Regions from separate parts of the Homo sapiens genome. Here region 1 is linked to region 2. Evidence: read pairs that join two places in POLR2A ChIA-PET (ENCODE). Cell type or tissue: PC-9. All regions are shown on one strand. Each heading gives the region's core, and the rest is flanking DNA. Links, peaks and the distances in the headings are about the cores only.

Region 1 (10,724 bases), core at 3,523-8,522, 62 kb after region 2:
AGAGTTAATTACCTACTATTGTTACCTATGGTCAACTTTTTTTTAAAGAGTACTGCCTTTAAAATGAAGACTGTTTTCTATCAGTTATTTTTCAAATATATATAGATGTCTCTGTGTGTGTGTGTGTGTGTGTGTGTGTGTGTGTGTGTGTGTGTGTAGCTACCACTTCCTCTCAATGCGTAAACTTTCTTTTGCTACCAAAGACACGTTTATCAAACACCAAATATATATGAAAACCCATTTTTCTTATTTCAGAATGTATAGTGACTCAATTAAAAAAATTGTTTGAACTGTAACAGCATTATATATAAAAAGAAGTACAAAGTCTCACAGTATGCTGTAGGTAGGAAATGAAATAATAGAAAAAATAGAAACCTATGGAAAATAAAATTGAGATTGTTATTGTGAAGAAGAAAATGAAAAAATCCATGTGTTGTATTTGTAAGAAAAAGAAGAAAATAAAATGTTAAATTTTTTAAATTGAAAACTACAAAATGTTTACCAATAGGATACTGGTTAAATAAATTACAGCCTAACTGTCCATCAACAGAAGATCTGCTAAATAAATGACTGAACAGCCACATAATGAAATATTATGCATTGTTTTTTCAAAACAAAAAAAACATGTAGTTCTCTAATGTTGCAAATCTGGCAACAATAAAAATAAGTACGGTATAGAACGGTATGTAAAGTATACTACTTTTCGTGTAAAAAAGAAGGAAAATAAGAATCTATAGTTTAATTTTCTTTCATGTGCACAAAGAAATCTGGAAAAAAGCGGAGAAAACTAATAGTGATTTCCTATTTGCTGTTGGTTATTGGGTTGGTTCCATGCAGATGAGCAGCAAGGATGGGTGGAAGACTTTCATAATGCGTCTTTTCATACTTGCTGGTTTTGATCAAACATTCAAACAATTTTTAAAATAATCTATTTAAAAATATAGCAGAAAATACATGGATCTAATATGAAATACAGATACCTGTTGCCACCAAAATCTATTTCCATTTGTGCGATACTTTTCTTATTTAAGACATTGATAGTCTATTAGGCTCAGTTCTTATCCTTTATTCAAATGTACTTCTCTTCCTATGCATAAGGACAACACCTCACTTACATATCTACTCATATATTTCTAATGAATACCATCTGTGTTTCAGTATGATCTGTGGATTCAGTTAACTAGTCTTTTCCAGATTCCCAGAAGTTAAAGAATTTTTTTAAAAAAGAAAAGTTACAAGCTCACTTACCCATTCTGCCACCTTGCTCTGTACTTTTACCTCAGGGTGACGAAGGATGTTCTGAATCACTACGGATATTCTATAGATAATTCCATCTGCCCATTGGAAATAGGATTAGTCCATTAATTATATGTTTATAGTTATATAATTATCAAACAATTTAAAGTTATGATCATGTAAGTCTTACATAATCATATAGTTTTATTCATAATCACATAATTTACAATATAAGTTAAAAGAAACACCTTCTACATAGGCAAAAAAAGTTCTGAAATATTTTGATGTTAAGCTTATTGACCTTCCAACTTCTTAGAAATAGTTATCAATTAGCTTACTCTTATTACTTGCATATGTTTCTTCATATTTTTAATTCTATAGATTTCTTATATCTACTGTCTGTAATGTGTTAACTGTTTTCATGTACAATTTGACTTCTTATAACAGGCATTATGCTTTCTGTGCATTATAAAGAATGATAAAGAGTTTGGGATGTGAAAACTTGAATGAGATCATATGGAGGAATTAACTTGAAAAAGCAGAACAGGCATACACATACTTACTACCCTAATTCCTCTCCTTTTCCTCTCTTTCCCCTGCTTAATAAAATACTTCTATTAAACTACTAGGCTGCATTTCACCAGACTTTTCATCAAAATTTCTTAAATATGCTCATTTATACCAAAATAGAGGGAAAAAAAGAAACAATATTTGCAGGTAGAATTTTCATTGGACTAAATCACTTGAAAAAGAAAATAAAAAGAAAACCTTATTGTAAAGAAGATTCTGCTCTTTGGGTGGGGGGAATCTTTAAAGTAAACTGATTTTTTAAAATGAAAAATCAAACTCACCAGCAAGGGTTTGCTAAATAGCTGTAAATGGGTGCTTTAGTCAAAGTAGCTAGTAAGAAAAATACCCTTTTAAATTATGGTAAGATACAGAGAGAAGAAAATTTTTTGAGTCTCCTTTGTTGATCATCTTTCTTCATGCTTATGTTTAGGTAAGTCTTAAGTAAAATAGGCACACAAAATATAGAAATACATAATTATAGCAATGTTGAAGAAAACAGTAAAAATTGTGGGGAGGCAGTAGAAAAAAAAATGTAAAAGTTTGCCTCTGGGAATTTCCAAATCCACCAAAATGCAAATTCCAGTCCCACTACCAAAGGAATGTCTTTCCAGTAAGAATCAGAGTCTTGTGCTAAACAATATAAATTGCTGCCCCTGGATGTAGTAATATAAATATATAAAACTGGCACAAGTCCAAGCACAGGTGAGTTTAATTTATGCAGACTATTTCAACTTCTAAAATTCTTCGGGTATTTTAATGATCTTGACTTTTATATTCCTTTAAAAAATGTTCTGAATGAAAAATATTTGGAGGAACATATAAAACAAATAATTCATATAAAGATAACTTTTACACTGTGGATCTCATCAAATAAAATCACAGATGTTCTGAATGATTGGGAGGAAATTCAGAATTGCAAGGGTCAAAGAGTTATTTCAGGATCCTGATAATATTCTGTGACTATACAGAAGCTTCCCTACTTACAGTTCAAGATCATTCAACTTTACGATGGTGGGAAAACAACAGGCATTCGGTGGAAACTGTACTTCTAGTACCCATATGACCATTTCACTTTTCACTTTAAGTTCAGCATTCAATAAAGTACATGAGATATTCAACACTTTATTATAAAATAGACTCTGTGTTAGATGATTTTGCCCAGCTGTAGGCTAAGGTAAGTGTTCTGAACGTGTTTAAGGTGGGTTCAGCAAGCTATGATGTTCAGCAAGTTGGGTGTATTAAATGTATTTTTGACTTTTGATATTTTCCAGTATTTTCAACTTAATAGTGGGTTTATAGGAATGCAAACCCTACCGTAAGTGGAGGAGCATCTGTATTATCAATGCTAGCAGAGTATCTGAAAAGCCACCACTAGATGGAAACCTAAAGCATGCTTTTGTTATAACAGTAGTATTTGTTCCCTCTAAGGAAAATATTGCAAAATTCTAAAAATCATTGACATTTCTGAATTTTTAAGAAAGCATCCAAATATTTAAGATGTTTTCTTTAAACATTGTTTCCTGCCCCAGTCCACTTGTTATACTTATTTAAAATTTTGGAATAGTGCAGTCAACAAGTAACCATGAGAAAAGTCCAAGAGTGAACTGTCAAAGCAACATAAAAAAATATGCCCACTGAAGGGCTGATGAGCAGGGTTTTGGACTACAGCAAAATAATTGGCTTCAACATTGCCATTGGAGGAAATGCATAATTAAGACACACTTATGCAGGATTTTCCATGTTACCATAGCAGTAAAGTTGTCCTCTCTTACAAATGTTAACAACACTCACGGTGTTTTAAAAGCTATTCACAAATCTTCATGTGTTCCAGAGACTTCAAAATATGTATGTACTATCCTAATAATGACATCTAGGCCCAAAGAATTTATTATAGACATTAATTGGGGAAAAATGATTTAAGAATATATCCATTTTCCATTTAGATACTTCTTTCAGCATGTAGAACTTCAAGCAGAAATCACTGTCTGCCATTACCAATGTATCAAAACAACATTATTTTTTGTAGGTCTCTCTCCAATTAATCTTTCCCTTTTTTATCTTCTTACACTTTTTTCAGAGTTTCTTGGAGAATACAGAAATGACACTGCTCTATCTATGCTATTTCAAGGACGTAAAATACAGGTTTGAAATGATAGGCCTATTTGAAAAAATAGACGTTAAAATATAAACCAAATGCTAATCTAGACACCTGGTTATTTCTTTGAACTAGTGATGAGGCAATTCTATTACGACAGTGGCATTTACAATATGACTGGCATCCTGCAGCTCCTACATACACAATTTCTTTAAGACATATGGCATAAAAAGCTAGAGTAATGGATCCATTCAAATGATCTTAGAAGGAATTTGTTATTTAAGCAGCTAAACGTATGTGAGAAACTGGAAGCAGTGTTACAATCTGTACTTACTTGTAAACTAGGTTTTTAGAACAATAATAGAGACTAATGGAGTTAATTCCTTACTTGGGTTGCTTGTGACAACCTCACAAAAGCTTACTATTCAGTAGCTAGTGATGTTTGAGCAGAGAAGATATGATTTGGAATGGAATAATAATTAGTCCAAGAGCTTTTCTTGGGAATGTAATGGAAAACATAAAAAAGATCATTATTTGTGGGAATCCCCAGATTACCCATATCCTGAAATATCTGTTTGTGAAAAGTAGCTTTAAAGACTTTCTTAGTGTACACAGCAGGTCCTTGAGTAACATCATTTCATTCAACAGAGCTTCATTACAAAGTTGATGAGGAGACGACTCAATGCCTGGCCAGGTCCCCTGTCTGCGTAGGGTCTGCATGTTCTCCCCTTGTCTTCATGGGGTTTCTCCAGGTCCTCCAGTGTCTTCCCACATCCCAAAGCTGTGTACCTTGGATTCACTGGCCTGTCTACATGGTCCCAGTGTGAGTGGGTGTGGGTGTGTGTGAGTGTGCCCTGCCATGGGATGGAGTCCTGGCCAGGGCTAGTTTCTGCCTGCTGCCCCGAGCTGCCCAGATGGCTCCAGCCACCCGCTACCCTGAACTGGATGGAATAAGCAGGTTGGAAAGTCAATGAATGAATGGCTACAAATTACTGTAAAACAAAAATTCATAAAGTATAAGATAATCATATAAATGCACGACAATAAGTGATACAGTATGAAAGCACTCGGCAAACCCCCATATTGGTGATTGTTTTGGAACTGCTTGGTGGCAGGAGGTGCTCCTCACAATTTTCATTGTGCAAAAATTTGTTTCTTGATTTAACCCACCACCGCCACTAAGACTGCAGTCACTCACTGGCTCACCCAAAATTGGGCAATCAATTATCTTACTTGTTTTCACTAATGTTTCTTAAATGTATGTACAGCTCATATTAACTGCAATGTTTAATATTAGAAGTGTTTCGGCCTTTATTTGGAAGTTTGGTGATGTTTCTGTGACCAGAAATATGCCGTAGGAACTTAACTCTTGTTTATATCAATCAGCCTATGGTAAGATTGGTTTCATTACATGTTATTTTACTCAAAGTCAGAATTTCCAAGAACCTATCAATGACATTAATGAGGACTTAGTGTAATTTGAGGTATCAGATAAAAGTCCTATTGCAAACAACAAAAATAACTTCACACAGAAAAACAGGGACATTTCACAAAAGCCAGGAAAACAAATTCTATTGATATACTATGATAAATATATCTGATTATCAAGCAAACTCAACCCCTCTCCTCTCCCCACAATGCAATATTGTTATTGATTAATTCAGTAAAATTCTGATAGCCAAGAGTTAAAAGGAATGGACAAATTAGATAATAGATTTGACAGTTGTGCCAATCTTTCTTACAGTAAATAAAATAGTATTCTCTAATATATCAGAATGTAAGCCTGAGAATCTTTACTCTCTGTTTCCCAAAGAATAAGAAATTATTAATGTTATATCAATGATGATAATCCAGGACATGACATTAAATAGCATGTATTCATAAGGTGAAAAAGTAATTCTCTTTTCAATTATTTCAAATTTGATTACATCAAAGAAAAAAAACTTAATATAGTCTGTCTCTAATACTTTGTTAGTCTTCCTTTTTAAAAAGATAATAAAGGCTTCAGGCGCTAAGATGTGAGAAGGCAATAGGATACAGGGAGAATTTTAAAACATTGTTTACATTATATTTATATTCACTTTTTACAACTGTGTTATAACAAGTAGGACTGGTTTCACTTTACAATTGTGAAATAGATTTTCCCAAGTAAACACAAATGTTTACATTAAAAAGTGAGTCAATTTAGGAAAAAAAACATAGTAAATAGTATAGGTGGTTCAGAGACATGGTAAAAATAACAATTGTTAAGATGGTACACAAATTTGAGAACACAATTTTGAGAATATTTCTGTCATATAATGACCTGAATATTTTTAAACGCTGATGACATTTTGATTAAGAATTATCTGAATTAGATTTTTTTCATTAATGTGGTCAAGACAGACCATTTTAACTGATTCTAACATTTGCTTGCTTTGTTAAAACTCCAATGAAGGTTATGACGCAGAGAGAGATGGCCTAAACAAGGCTTTCTTCAAGAATGTCAGAAATGACATGATTGAGTGAATACAGCTCCACTCCACCAAGTCAAGGACTCTGAAGCACCGTATAAATGTTCTTGGACAGTAGAGGATGTGTCAATCCTGGAGGGAGAATACCACAGAGGCTCTTTGTATGTTCATACAAAGAGTGAAATACTTAGTTAGAATTATAATATTCCCATCTACTGGCTAGAGTCCATGTGAAATATGCACTGGAAATTTCAGCTGCTGTTGCTTTCTTGGGGGTTGCTGGAATTTTTGCTCCATCATAAATCTCCTTGGTGTAACTATCAGAATAACCATAAACACTATCTGAATCGATGTCTTTATAACCCTACTGAAATTTATATCTATGTTTCATGTAAAATATTCCATAGTTCCAATTTAAATGTCCTACAGAGGAAATTGATGTAACCTCTGAAGCCAAGAAAAAATGAACTATGTGGGTTTCTTTTCTCAGGGTTTTGGGTCCCTGGTGATATATTACAGATGTCTTGGCCTCATAAGCTAAATGACTGGAGTTTAGAAAATTCCTTTGTTTCTAATGCTTCATATTTGAGAATATTACTGTATTCAAAGCAATGGTGTGGTCACCTGATTGGAATTTCTCTTTTATTAGAAGAAACTGAAATTGCTCACTGTGAATTACTGAAAGGCCATGTATGTCGTTCATCTAGGAACAGGTTAAAGAATTCCACTCACCTGACTTTTCCTCTGTTTATTTCTTACCGTACACTGCTGTATTTGCAAATTATAAATAATAGAAAAGTATATTTGGAGAAAAAAGCAAGAAGTATTTGAAGTTGTCATTCAAAATTTGATTTGTTTTAGTTGATATATAATCATATTCTATTATTCTTCGGCAAATAAAAACAGAAAGCAAAGTATTACTATGGACATTGATGTAAATGTCACAAATATATGACCATAAAGTTCACTTAAGTGAGAAATTAAATTATTAAAATTACTTAATTTTTTGAAATTTATAAAATCCTTTAAAACTTGTTTCCTGCAGCAAATAATCTGACAAAATACCATGGAAATACGTTTTTCTCTGATCTCTATTATGATGCACATTAATGCCTTCTAATTAAATGCCTTTCCCCTAAAACTTCCTTTGAAAAAAATTTTGGCTAAAAGCGCAAAAGAGGAGTACTGGAGATGTACTCATTCCACTCGTCATAAGAATGAGGAACTCAACAGAGTTAAGTGATCTTTATTAATTTTACTAATCTTGTAAACCTACAAATGTACCAATTGACTCCAGTAACAGACACTTTGTTGGAATAATACATATTTCCATCCTTAGAATACAATTTTTTATGTTAGACATACTAAAAATATAAAAGGTAATGATTTCTTACCATTCCTTTGTTTATCGATTCTGTTAGTAACAGGCATGTTAGTGGTGACAGTGGGTGGTGTAGTACTAGGAGAGTTTACAGTAGCTGGTAATAAAGATGAGAAAGATGTAATTTTGCAAAGAGCACATGACAGTTAATTTGGATAAGCAATCTATAATTAATGCATTAAAATATATAGGGGAAGAATGGAAACCACTTTGAAATACAAAAGACTCCAAGGTTGTAATGTATAAGATGAAGCAATGCTTTCTATGGCACATTAAGAATCAGTACACATGGCCTTTGATGCTATAATACACAAGGGTCTGGAGCAAGCACATAGTGATGAGAGAAAGGACATTTTGATTCTAGATTCTAGACCTAGATCTCCATTAACAAGCTGGCAATCACACAGTAAAACACTAAACCCTTCTAGAACTTGGTTTCCTGAGTCTGTCAAAAGAAAAAGTTATAGAAAGCAGCCTGTACAGATCTGCAGCTTGAAAGTTATCTAAACTAAGTTTGCCTAATACACTGAGACTAGAGAAATAAAATCTCAGAAGAAAAATGTACTTCTTCTTAAGATGAATGTAAAGAAAAAGACAAATGAAATGCATAGACTAAGTTAATCATTTAAAGATTCCAAAAAGTTTACTAAACATTGATGGATAAAAAGTATTTCACAGGGCAAGCTTTATAAGGGAGACATTTTCAAAGTATTATGTCAGATATCCCAGGTGAGAAGAATTTTAAAAATAAAAATAACTTTTTTTAAACTTCAGATCTTGAACTAAACAGAATTACAGATTTTTTTATTTCATATAACAATTTGAAAACCACATGGAGATCATGGAAAAAAAAACTACTTGATGACTTAATTTTCATAGGGTATTGATTAATAATAATATCAAAGAAATAATGTCTCCAAAAGGAAAAAAAGATAATAATGAGTTACCCCACCCCACCTCCTGCCTGCCCTACTCTCACACTGGAACCACAGAAGAGAGCTTAGGTTTTTATTTCTTCAATCTCACTTCTAAGCCCTGTCACTTTTGTGCTATGATCTTCTTAATAAGAGATCCAGCTTTTACAAAAGGCATGGCTGTGATTCTTAATGTGGTACACAGAACATGCTACTTCACTATAGAAGTATTTAATAGAATAAATAGATGAAAAGGGTCATGGATAATTAGGAAGAGCAATGATAAAATAAAGCAAAATATTTATATTATTATTTTAAAACTTGTATAACTTTAATTATGTATTATTTAGCATGCAGCTATTTAGTACATAACATGTAACTGAAATACTGACCACGATATAGTAAGCATCGTAATAATTAACACAGTTACATTAACATTAGTTCACTATAACCATTTTAATCTTAAAATTTAAGTTATCTTGTCATCATAAATTGCCTCATGGCCTTATCTTAAAGTTAACTGAATAGTCAAATTAATTTCCCTCTTTATTTTATAGACATGAATACTTCTTCAAAGTATTGTACCACTGTATTTATACTGGACTTTTTGCAAGTCCAATATATTCTTGAGAAGACATGGGGGAAAAATGAAACCAATCCATATTTAATAGGATATAAATTCACATTTTTAAAACTCAGAGCTTTGTGGAATTGTGGTTACCCATGGTGTGAATGCATTCTTTCTCCATGCCGTACGTACTGTGCACCCACACAACTAAAACACATGCAGAAATTCTTCTGTTTTGCTGTTTTCTGGCTTTCCAAGTGAAAATTCAGATACAAATCAAAACAATGACAACCACATTACCCAAAATTGCAAGTAGAAAGCAAAGAGATTCCAGAGCACGGTGTGGGCTCCCTACCTTGACAGAGGGTCCCCAGGTCTGCACAGCTGGCCAGTTCTGCTGCTGGGAGCGGGATCAGGTAGGAACCTTGATCAACACAAAAAGAATATGTAAGTTTGATTTATGATTTAGTGATATTATCCAGAAAAATCATACGGTTGATGTAATAGAAGCAGCCCTAGAAGAGTCCACCAGTAATTCTTTGATATCAAGAAAGTCTCTTAAGGCCACTGTGCCTTAATTTTCTCAAATGTAAAACCAAAGTATTGATATTGTCCTCAAAATCTTTAACTCAACTTGTGAGTCATCACACATGAAAAGAAAAGCAGTGCCACTGCCCCTTAAAGTTTGTGCAAAAAGTTCAGGGCTTTTTGTATAATAAATTTTAAGAGTTTGGGTGGGAATTCATACAAATAAAATAATACAAACATCAAGAATAAGTTTCAAAAGTGAAGTTAATATGAATTACCCATAAAACGCAGTTTTGGTTCATACATCCTAGCATATGCTATTTGTAATTCCAGAAATATGTTTCTGTGACTTCAATTCAGTCTCTGTGTCTTTTTATTTCAAGCTTTTACTAACTCATCCTCAGCAGGAAACAAGTTTTGAGCTAATTTTTTAGTAGAAGTAGATTTTCATTGTTGCACTAAATCTCCCTCTGACAATTAACAGACTTTTTCCAACAGCTTGAGTCTGAGAAAAATTGGCTAAGCTTATAACAAAGCATATTGTATCATAAACACACACAAATACAAATATATATGTATATGTGTGTATACACATATATATACACACATATATAATATGCACGATATTTTAAGGGACATTTATATAATAGTGGTTTTATTCTAATAAATATTTCAAAACTTTCCTGTGGGAATGTGTAGGCACAGCTCGCACATGAGCTAACAAAAGATACATAACTAGGTAAACGGTATGCATAAGCAGAAAATAACCTAACAGTTTAACAGTATCTCCAGAGGCATGGTTTCTTCATCCTTGATACCTCAGGGCACTTGACCCAAGGAAAGAATCATGATACTTCAGAAAGGCCTGATATTACAGGCAGGCTATGACATGACACTGACTGGCAAGAAGCTCTTGTCACAGACCTTTACACATTCACTCAACAAACATTTACCTATTGCCTACATTATGTGAGGTACA
Region 2 (10,724 bases), core at 3,178-8,177:
CAAAGCCATCCAGTAGGTTAATCTTAGCATTGCTCCTGGTTACACAGCCTTCAAGCCAGGCTCTAGCCATCCTGGATTTTTCTGAATATGGGGATGGCCACAGGGGTATCCCACTTGGATCTTTCAAAGAACTTGCTGTAATGAGTGGAGTCAGGCTACAGCTTCCAGATACAATGCTTTTGAGGTCTGCTGGAGGCTTAGAGCTGGGAACATCCTATTCCCACGTGGCCTCCAGTCAATAACTGGAGGTCATTTCCAACCAGAATGGGACTCCTCAATGAGAAATCTTTGTGCTGGATCTCCTTGATGGGCTGGCCAGGACTTCCTCAGAATTATACTGCAGTCTGAGGCTATTTCTACCTTGTCTTCCTCCTTCCTACTCTCCTTTTATAGGCTTTCCTTGCCTACTCCTGCTCCCTTTTCTGTTATCTTTCACAGGCACTATCCCCAATAAACAGCTGGAATTCCTAAGTCCACCTTGGCATCCACTTCCTGGGTGACCCAAGCTAACACAGTGAGTTAACTGACACTCTTTAATAAATAACTTTTTTGCATCATTTATCATAATTGAACACAGTCTAAATAAACATCCTGTCTGAATTAGCAACTTTGCCCCTTCCCTTCTCCACAGCTTCTTTTGAATGGGTGAGTCTCAGCAGCCATATTCATACCAAGTGTCCTTGGACCAGGTGTAGACACTTGATTAAAGCTGAGTTAATCATGGATCTTTCTCAAGAATTTAAATGAAGAGACACTGAAACAACGGTTATTTGGTATTGAGAACCAGAGCTGTATGTTTATGTTTAGGACTGAGGCCAGAATGCGTACCATGGTAATATCAAACCCCATATAACATGTAACTCTGAAGAAACAGAAATTAAAGATCAGTGGTTGCCTGGGGGCTGGAGGAGAGAGTGATGAATAGGCAGAGCACAGAGTTTTTAGGGCAGCAAAAATACTCCGTATGATACTGTAGAAAGGAAGCTAGTCTGCTGCAGATATGGAAAAAAGAGCAAAGATGAAAATGATAGCATCACCACTTTGGAAGGCAGTTTGGCAGTTTATTACCAAACGAGACATACTCATCATACAAGCCAGCAATCATGCTCTTTGATATTTATCCAAAGGAACTGAAAACTTACATCTATACAAACACCTTCACATCAATGTTTATGATGGCTTTATTCATCATTGCCAAAACTTGGAAGCAACCAATACATCCTTCAGTAGGTGAGTGGAAACTAAACTGTGGTACATCCAGACAACAGATTATTCAGCACTAAAAAGAAATGAGCTATTAGGTTATGAAAAGGCATGGTGGAAATGTAAATGCATATTACTAAGTGAAAGAAGCCAATCTGAAAATTCTACCTACCATATGAATCCAGTTATGAGACATTCTGGAAAAGGTAAAACTATAAAGATAATAAAAAGATCAGTAGTTGCTGAGGAAGGGGTAGTGGGGAGGGAGGAATGAATATGTAGCACAGAAGTTTTTAGGGCTGTGAAAATTTTCTGTATGATACTTTAATGGTAGATACATGTCATTATATATTCACCCAAACCCATAGAATGTACAGCACCAAGAGTGAACCCTAATGTAAACTATGGACTCTGGGTCATAATGAAGTGTCAATGCAGGTTCATCAATTGTAACAAATGTTCTACTCTGGTGGGGGATGTTGATAATGAAAAGTATGCATGAGTTGTGGAAGGGGATATATGGGAAATCTCTGTGCTGCTTTCCCCAATTTTGCTGTGAACCAAAATGGCACTAAAACATTCTTTAAAACAACAGCAGCAACAACAGCAACACAAAGAAAATGGCTGCTTGATGACCAAAGCCATCATCCCTTGGTCCTACATCCCCCAAAGTCTGGCTGCACCCCTGGATGCTGGGCTCTATGAGGTCCCTCTGTGCTCTTACATTAAATTTCTAATATTAAAGCTAGCTTGAGCCATAAAACAGTTCCCAAGACAACTGCTCAAAAGCAGGATTTTCTGCATATTCATCTCAGACTTGAGTCCAGCCAGTTCCTTTCCTGATACTGAGAGGTGAAGCCACCTGAGCTTCTGGGTCCGGTGGGGACTTGGAGAACTTTTGTGTCTAGCTAAAAGATTGTAAATGCACCAATAAGCACTCTGTGTCTAGCGAAAGTATTGTAAATGCACCAATCAGCACTCTGTAAAAACGCACCAATCAGAACTCTGTAAAATGGAGCAATCAGCACTCTGTAAAATGGACCAATCAGCAGGATGTGGGCGGGGCCAAATAAGGGAATAAAAGCTGGCCACCCCAGCCAGCAGCGGCAACCTGCTCAGGTCCCCTTCCATGCTGTGGAAGCTTTCTTCTTTTGCTGTTCACAATAAATCTTGCTGCTGCTCACTCTTTGGGTCCACACTACCTTTATGAGCTGTAACACTCACTGGAAGGGTCTGTGGCTTCACTCCTGAAGTTAGCGAGACCACGAACCCACCGGGAGGAGGGAAGAACAAACAACTCCAGATGTGCCACCTTTAAGAGCTGTAATACTCACTGCGAAAGTCTGTGGCTTCACTCCTTAAGTCAGCAAGACCACAAACCGAAGGAAGAAACTCTGGACACATCCGAACACCTGAAGGAACAAACTCTGGACACACCATCTTTAAGAGCTGTAACACTCACCGTAGGGGTCTGCGGCTTCATTCTTGAAGTCAGCGAGACCAAGAACCCACCGGAAGGAATAAATTCTGGACACAATACCATTAAAAAAGATTGACAGTGACTATAAAATTGCTGTCTTTTTGTTCTTAACCATTTGCCTGTATCATATAGGGTAACATACAGCAACTGGGATAAAGGGGCTTGAAGAGCATAAAGCTAATACTTTTTTTCTTTGCATTTTATTTCTAGTCCATGTTCTTGCAAACCACAAAAATCCAAGGTACTTTAACATCTACTTTTCTAAAATATACAATGCAAGTGGACCAGGTCAACTACACATTCCAATTTAATTCAATAAATATTAACCAAGCACCTGTTACGTGACTAAGCAGTATGCTACTGCTTATCAAAATGATGACTATAAACATAACCCAATGCACAGAAGTTTAATAATATTATTCAGTAGAAAAGTCACATGCACATGAAATTTAAAAACACACACACAATATATATAAGGTGTCAAATTTAAGGCAATATTTAATGCAGTTAAGTGCTATGGCAGAGAATGTATTTGCTCTAGTTGGGTATCACTGATTACATTTTAGATCTTTATAAATAAACCAATTATTCTTTGAGTTTAAATAGTTTTGAATGTGTAAGAACTATCATCTCTCTTGGCCAGTGAACTCTTCCTAGGAAGGTTCTGTGCTTTATTTTGCAACCCCTGAGAACCAAAAAAGGGCGGAAGTTACTTGGTATACATGATAGATTGAGGCTTAGGACAATGAAACAGAAAAATGTTCCAGTGTTCTACAGGTCTTTCTTTTGCTCCTAGGGTATTTAAACTCTTGATTTTGTTATTTTCACATGCAGTGTGAACCAGATACTACAAGTATCAATATTAAAATGTATTTATGATTATATCAGGCCCAGTGAGGTGGCTCACACCTGTAATCCCGGAACTTTGGGGGGCTGAGGTGGGAGGAATGCCTGTACCCAGGAGTTCAAGACCAACCTAGGCAACACTGTAGACCTCTCTACACAAAATATTCCACTACAGGTGCCACATGCCTGTAGTCCCAGGTACTCAGCAGGCTGAGGCGGGAGGATTACATGAGGTTTGGGAGGTCAAGGCTACAGTGAGCTGTATTGTGCCACCTGACTCTAACCTGGGTGACAGAGTGAGACTGTGTCTCAAAAAACAAAAACAAAACAAAAGCAAAAAAAAAGAGAATATCAAATATTTTATTCTAATTGACATCTGAATTTATAAAAATCATTTTCAGTGATTCAGAATGAAAAAAAGTCAAGTCAAACAGAATATGTAAGTTAAAAGATTCAAAAGATTTACAGTGTATCTGAAATTATTCATTGTCCATTTATTTACAAGTGATTAAAATACATCCTTGACCAATAAGGTTTGAGACTTTAGAATATTAAGTGTTTAGTTATGACCTTGAAACAAATTGGTTTTTCAAAACACAGCAAATAAAAATATTTTAATAAAATGATTTGGCTACTATCCTTTTAAAAGCCACCCTAAGGGCAAACATTATTTATTTATTTAATGTAATTTTGCCAGGGATTTGCATTCCCTGGGAGGTTGTTCCAAATCCTTTAACTTTTACTCAGGTCCCCATCCTAATACCTTCTATCTTGCAATACCCAGCAGGTGAAATGAGCCTCTAATTATTTTACTGAACAAAAATTAGGAAACTCAACAAGCTTTCTCCAATACCTGCACCTTTGTCTTATCTAATAGCCTGTTTTTTGATCTCAGAAGAAGATAGGCCTCTTCTGTTTCTCATCCATTCTCCTCTCACCTCTAGGAGCCTGCTGTACCAACCATTCACTCTCTTCTGATGCCTTTCATTTTGCCTTCGAATATTGTATTCCATAAAACAAGTGAACAAATTAAACTTCATAAGACACTTTCCTTTAAGTTAATACTCTTTTAAACAGCTTACCTTCTCTTCTCTACCTTCCCACATTTTTGACATAAGCAGCTTGTCTCTTGAAGGCTTGCTTCTTTCAAGGCCCTTCTAACTCCGTGCCAACTGGATACAACCAAGGTGTTCCCTGCTGTTCTGAATATGGCAAGGTAGCTGTACCAATGCATGGGATGGCTGCTACTTTGAAAGCCTTCTGACGGCGTTGCCACTTCTGAGACCTGTGACCCCCAGACACCACTCCTCAATTTGCCTTGCTGCTCTGCTGACTCTTCCAAAGGGCTCCTCACTGTTCTCTCCAAGTTCAGCCCCTCTTCATTCTGATGATCCCAGCACAGTCATGGCCCTAAAGCCCAACTAGGATTGGGTTCCTTCATTGCCTAGAAGCCTTTATGCCTCTCTTGTGCCTGCTGCTAAGCTAAAACTTCTCTAGCCAGCCACTTGGGTTATTCACACAATGGCTGTCATCCCTCTGCAACCCCTTTCGACACCCTGCAATCAAGTCAGCCTCAACTCTTTTCCACCCATTTCTTTGGACTTTCCAATCTCCTTGTCTAGAATCTTTCCTTACCTTCAGGAGAGGCCAATCAGAATCTACCAGAACTTGAAAGACCAAATCATCGCTACTGGTTTGCTAGCCCAGAGGTTTTGCCTGAAGCTCCAGAAGCTTCTGACAAATGGATATCAGGGCATTTATCCTGGCCTTGGATTCTCTTCCTTCACCAGGCTGTAGGTTCTTTGAAGGAGGTGGCTAGGGAAGCTGATGTAGAAGAATGAACAGAGTCAGACGGACTTAGATTTGAGTCCCGCTCTTACCGTCTCTGTGGCCACAGGCAGGTTACTTACTGTTTTTAATCATCTGTTTCCCCAAATGGAAGAGTGAACTAACAACATGTCATAGAACTGTGCTGAAAATTCCATGATATAGGAAATAAACATCTGGCATCCAAACATATTTATAAATTTTTGTTTTTTTTGAGATGGAGTCTTGCTCTGTCACCCAGGTTGGAGTGCAGTGGCCCGATCTTAGCTTTCACTGCAAACTCCGCCTCCCAAGTTCAAACAATCTGACTGTCTCAGCCTCCCGAGTAGCTAGGACTACAGGCATGCACCAACGTGCCTGGCTAGTGTTTGAGTTTTTAGTAGAGATGGGGTTTCACCATGTTGCCCAGGCTGGTCTCGAACTCCTGACCTCTGCCTGCCTTGGCGAAAGTGCTGGGATTACAGTCGTTAGCCACTGTGCCTGTCCATGGTTTGTTTTTGTTTTTTTGTTTTTTTTTTTCCTATATAGTTCAGATTACTCAATTTAGGTTGGAGCTGCCTATGGTAACAAAGCATCCTTTTTTCTTTTTTTACTTTTTTTCTTTTGCGGAACAGGCTATATAGAATATAAATGCAAACACTTGAAAATTTCACGTTTATTCTTATTTCTCTCTAGGGAAGCAAAAAAAGAACTGTTAACACTAATTATTCTTCCTTGAAATAAAGATGGAAGGAGGGAAGGAAAAAGGGAGACAGAACAGAAGAAAGGGGAGAAGGATTTTGGTGGGGAGGAGGGAGAGAGCTATTTAATGTTTTTATATGAGAGAAATGGAATGTTATTCAACTGGAAACAGAGAAGTGCTTCCAAAACACTGAATTTATACAGACCAATTCCTCCAGATTTCAAAAATATTACCAACACAGGTCAGCCTGCAAATCAAATACGTGTTTTTCATTTGTTCCCCAATTCTACCCCTCCAGCTTTCCGAAGTAACCTGCATGTAAATGACTGTAGATGAGCCTTAAGCAGCTGCTTGTCTATTTTCTTAACATGGCTTGGCCAGGAGTTGTGAACATTGGCTTGGAAGACCTGGTTTAGCAGTGACCGTCAAAACACCTCACAACTTTGCACTGGGCATACACTTTGCTGAGTAGGGCAGTAAGCAAAATTGGGCTTTGGCTCACTGCAGAAAAAAAGTTATCCTAAATATCTACAGTAAAAGGAAGTGGGGAGGTTCTGTTCTCATCAAGTAAGTGAAGTTCGCTAAAATGTATCATTTGCTAAGCCTCTCACAATGAAAATAGCAACTATAAATGTGAGAAAAATATCCTAGGTCCTATCTTCTACAGGTTACTGAATCAGTTCCCTTTTGAGGATACTGAAGACATTCCCCGAAAGAAACCTGTATTATTTTTAATCTGCTGTAGAACTTGGCTTTGCATCAGTCATCCCAACAAATTCTAAGAACTTCAAAATGCATTAATCCTTAGTGAACTGGATCTGTGTAACATACTCATTCTGAGTGTTTTGGCAAAGTAGCCCTATGTCACTCGCTTAATTGGTGGCAGGTTATTTTCCAGCTGTCAAATAATCTTTTCCTATTTAGGAGTCAAAAGTAAAAACATTCACTCATAAAGGAATTGAATAACTTGGAACATGAACAACATAAGTATTTATTTGAAAAACATTTTCCATTTAAGTAAAATGGCAAATTAGCTAGAGTAGCTTCTTACTGCTAATTCTATTTGCACTCACAGTCACTTTTATTCATCATATTCAAAGATATTGCTACCAAAAATGATTTCACAAAGTATTTAGAAAAAATATATACAGTCTCTCTAATAGAAAGTTAATTAAAACAACAAAGCTAGGCAATATCAAGCTAAGAAAGGAAACCAATTGACATATATAAACACAAATAAATAAATATGTACAAAAGAATCTATGCCAACAACAGACAAAGAAAATCTTTACAATGCAAGTGAATGGTGACAAGAATGGAAAATCTCTCAGGATCCTAGACTATGACTCTAACACAATGTAGTTTAAAAAGAGGGAAAAAGAAAAGAAAACATAATGAAAAGAGAGTCTGAATTGATGCTATTCTCAAAGGTAAGCTGAACTAAATTTAGGCTCCCCAGCTAAATTCCTGACCTCTGTTCTGATGGGGGACTAAATGGAGGTGAGAACTGCATGCTTAGAACTGACAACAGAATTTGGCTCAATCTTTCAAATCCATTTACAAATGTTTCCCTTGAGCAATTTCTTAATTTTTTTCTCATCTGGTTATTGAAAATTTCTAAAGTGGAGCTGACATTGTCAAATATGAAAAAAATATTTTTCTGGAGCCATACGAATATGAGTAGAAATCAAAAGCAAAGCCATTTTTGAAGCTATATCTTAATTACTATTGACTAAGCACTTTGGGCAGAAATCTGACTAGTTAGAAAGCTAACTAATTAAAATCTACTATGAATGTCTAAGGTTTTGGGGGAAATGTATATGAATATTCAGTGACTAAGATTCATTTTCATCCATATGTAACCTCCGCCAAAATAAGCAGCCTGTTAATATATGCCTATTGAAAAGGATTTGGCTCAGTGACCTTAGATTTACTATCTTACTTAGAATCTCAGTGACCTTATATTTACTATTCTTTTTTACTGAATACAACCCTCCCCCGTGAAAGCCAAGCTGGGTAATGCTCTTGTCTCCCAGGATGGTGTTGCAGGATGTTGCAAAATGGAACAGTAATAAAAAACCCACTACCTCATTATCTCATCATCTGCTGGAGCCAGGCAAATAGCTTCCTGATTGAAGCTCAGCAAAAGGTGAGAGGTCCCTTGGGTTGCTGTGTAGCCTAAAAGCTCTCCCATATCTCAGACTGCAAACTACCTGTTTTTCGTGCAGAGAGAAAGGCCTCTAGGTTCCAGGTTCTGGACTTTGCCTTTAAGCAGATTGGCTTTGCCAGAATGTCTCCTTTTCTTATCACTTAATGCTGTTGCCTCCCAGAACCTGATACTTCCCAGATAACCCAGAGCAAATGTGAAAAAGCACAGCATGCACTGAGACCGATTTCTAAGAAACTGCATGGACTCCATCATCTAAGAACAATTACAATGTGGTCTCCTATACATTCATTAGCAAGCAAGCATTACTCAGAATAGTCTGAGAGTTAGGTAAGCTGCATAATAGTATGCAAGGTTTGTATGCAGCAGCCTGATCCATAAATAATACACCATCTATCTTGCCAGACCTCCTCAGGCTCTTATATACTATAACCAGAGGACTGACACACAAGTAGTTTTTAGACTAGCTATTGCAGACCCAGCTCTTCATAAATTATTTTGATTATTATGACTCACCCATATGTCTCACTTCATATTCCTTGGAACAAAACTCTCAATGGGGAAATACGAGGCTTTTATTTGTGCTTTAGGAAATGTCTTAAAGTCTCCAAAGCAAGGACAGAACCAGAGAGTCTTAATTGTGTGTCTCCTAAAAGGAAAATTCCACTGCATACAGCTTGCCTAATGGAAATTCTCCTTCCTCCCACAAGCCTATGGGCTTAATATACAGTAGAGGGGCAAAAGTAGAGGTGTAAGAGATTCATTCTTAAACAACTCCTGGGAGGTCCAGAATGATGGAACATCAACACTAAACTTAACTCGAATGTATGGGATTAAATTATACTTAATGCTTTGGCCCTATGCCTTGAATAGAATAAGTAAAATATTAGAAATTTATATAGCCTCATTTAACTAGGTCAACATTTTGGGAAAGTTTTCTTAAGCATGTTATGGTTCTGAAGGTGTAATATTTAAAATAATAAAAAATCCTTTTTAATCTTTGGGTCAAGGAGTAAACAGTCTTTTCTGCCTGTGGTTGAAATGTCATTGAAAATGAGAATATGGTACTGCATTCACAGAAAGTAACACTGGAATGGGATTTGTGGGCATTCAAAATAGTTACATTTTTTATTGTTGAGAAAGAAGATGCAGAAAATGGGTATATCCAGATATAACGATTAGGTGGAGTAAAATGAGCTCTATCTAGGGTCTTCCTCAGCATTGCTTCTCCCTTGTCTCTAATTTGAATGTCTCCCCTGCATTATGATTACTCTGATTCAATTATATATTTTACAAATCATAGCTTCTGTGGCTACTGAGTCATGTTACTCTCAGTACTGAAGTTTTAGTGATGACAACTCTTCCATGGAAGAAATATATTAAAAAGAAAAATTCTGAATTTCACAAAAGCCTTCTTAACAAAATACATTCCTTATATATATGCAGTTACCTAGGTAATAGCACATTTACATCACTAGTTGCAGTTTACACTGCTTGCAAATCTTCACATTTCTGCAGATTGATTTCTTTTTCTTAAAGACATTAAAACTTTGTGCTGTGGCTGAAGGTGTCTGACATGATAATATTTTTATAGAAGTTGTCTGAATGAGCATTGCAATAACCCTTGACCTTATCAATGACCTGATGGACAGGGATGATTGATGTTTGATCTCCATCAGCATGGGCCAGTTTTGACAAGGACTTGTCCATGGAAGCACTGTCTGCAAGAAATGATACAAGAAATTAGGTTCAAGATGAGCTGGTGGCATGCCTACAGGCCACCATATTGTATACTCCGTTTTGCACATTAAAGAAGAACAAAAGAAAATAAAGCTCCGATTCTTTCTTATATTAGGTAATAGGCAACACTAAACTTCCATGTTTTTCTTCTTCTAAGTATACTCCTGATAGTCACTGAGTGTCAACTTCCCTTCTAGTAATTTGTACTGTGGCTTACCATACGAAATATTCTTGAATGTAGCAGAGCCAATGAAAAAATAATTGGAAAACCACTTCAAAAAAACATGCACTATGGCTTGAAAGATGTACAAAATTATAAGGAATTAGAATGTGCTGAAATATTTGTGGAAGAAATTATATCTAAGATATGTTTTCAAATAATATAGGAAGGGAAAAATGGGTAGGGGTGTATAACTGGCTATAAATTGATGGTTACAAGGGGCTTTATAATAGTATCCTCTCTATTTTTTATATAGGTTTGACACTTTTCATAACAAAAAATTTTATAAAATTAAATTTAAAGGATTTTGGAGAATACAAGCAAATGAAAATAAATATGAAATGCTACTTTGAACGTATTTTCCCAAGGTTTTTAGCTGGATAAACAACTGGAAAATAGCAAAAAGGGTACTTCTTGTGAATTATTTTTTTAATTGTAGCAATCAAAGTTATTACCAGAAATATTTTAATAGAAAATGATTTATTTATATTAATTATCTTGTAGTTTCTGAATGATGTTATTGCTAACAGCACTAATATTATAGCAACTGATAGTAATA

The links. Peaks named below come from ENCODE experiments on the same cell type or tissue, not always from the same donor. Only the 100,000 strongest peaks of a DNase experiment are listed, where the experiment ranks them.
Region 1: POLR2A ChIA-PET joins it to region 2 with 22 read pairs; 2 of 35 experiments call an interaction of 5 or more read pairs at or near these places.

What each region holds. Positions count from the first base shown.
Region 1 is chr6:142,380,868-142,391,591 of GRCh38, reverse strand. It overlaps ADGRG6 (adhesion G protein-coupled receptor G6), which reads right to left. Exons shown (of 25, transcript NM_198569.3): 5 at 9,573-9,641; 6 at 7,749-7,832; 7 at 1,249-1,334. Among named protein-coding and RNA genes, the nearest start is that of ADGRG6, 84 kb to the right of the region's middle. In PC-9, for the core only: no CTCF peak of the experiment used is centred there; a DNase peak (open chromatin) is centred at 6,021; H3K27ac peaks cover 1,123 bases.
Region 2 is chr6:142,442,539-142,453,262 of GRCh38, reverse strand. It overlaps ADGRG6 (adhesion G protein-coupled receptor G6), which reads right to left. Exons shown (of 25, transcript NM_198569.3): 25 at 7,002-9,926. The coding sequence ends at 9,748. Among named protein-coding and RNA genes, the nearest start is that of ADGRG6, 150 kb to the right of the region's middle. In PC-9, for the core only: no CTCF peak of the experiment used is centred there; no DNase peak of the experiment used is centred there.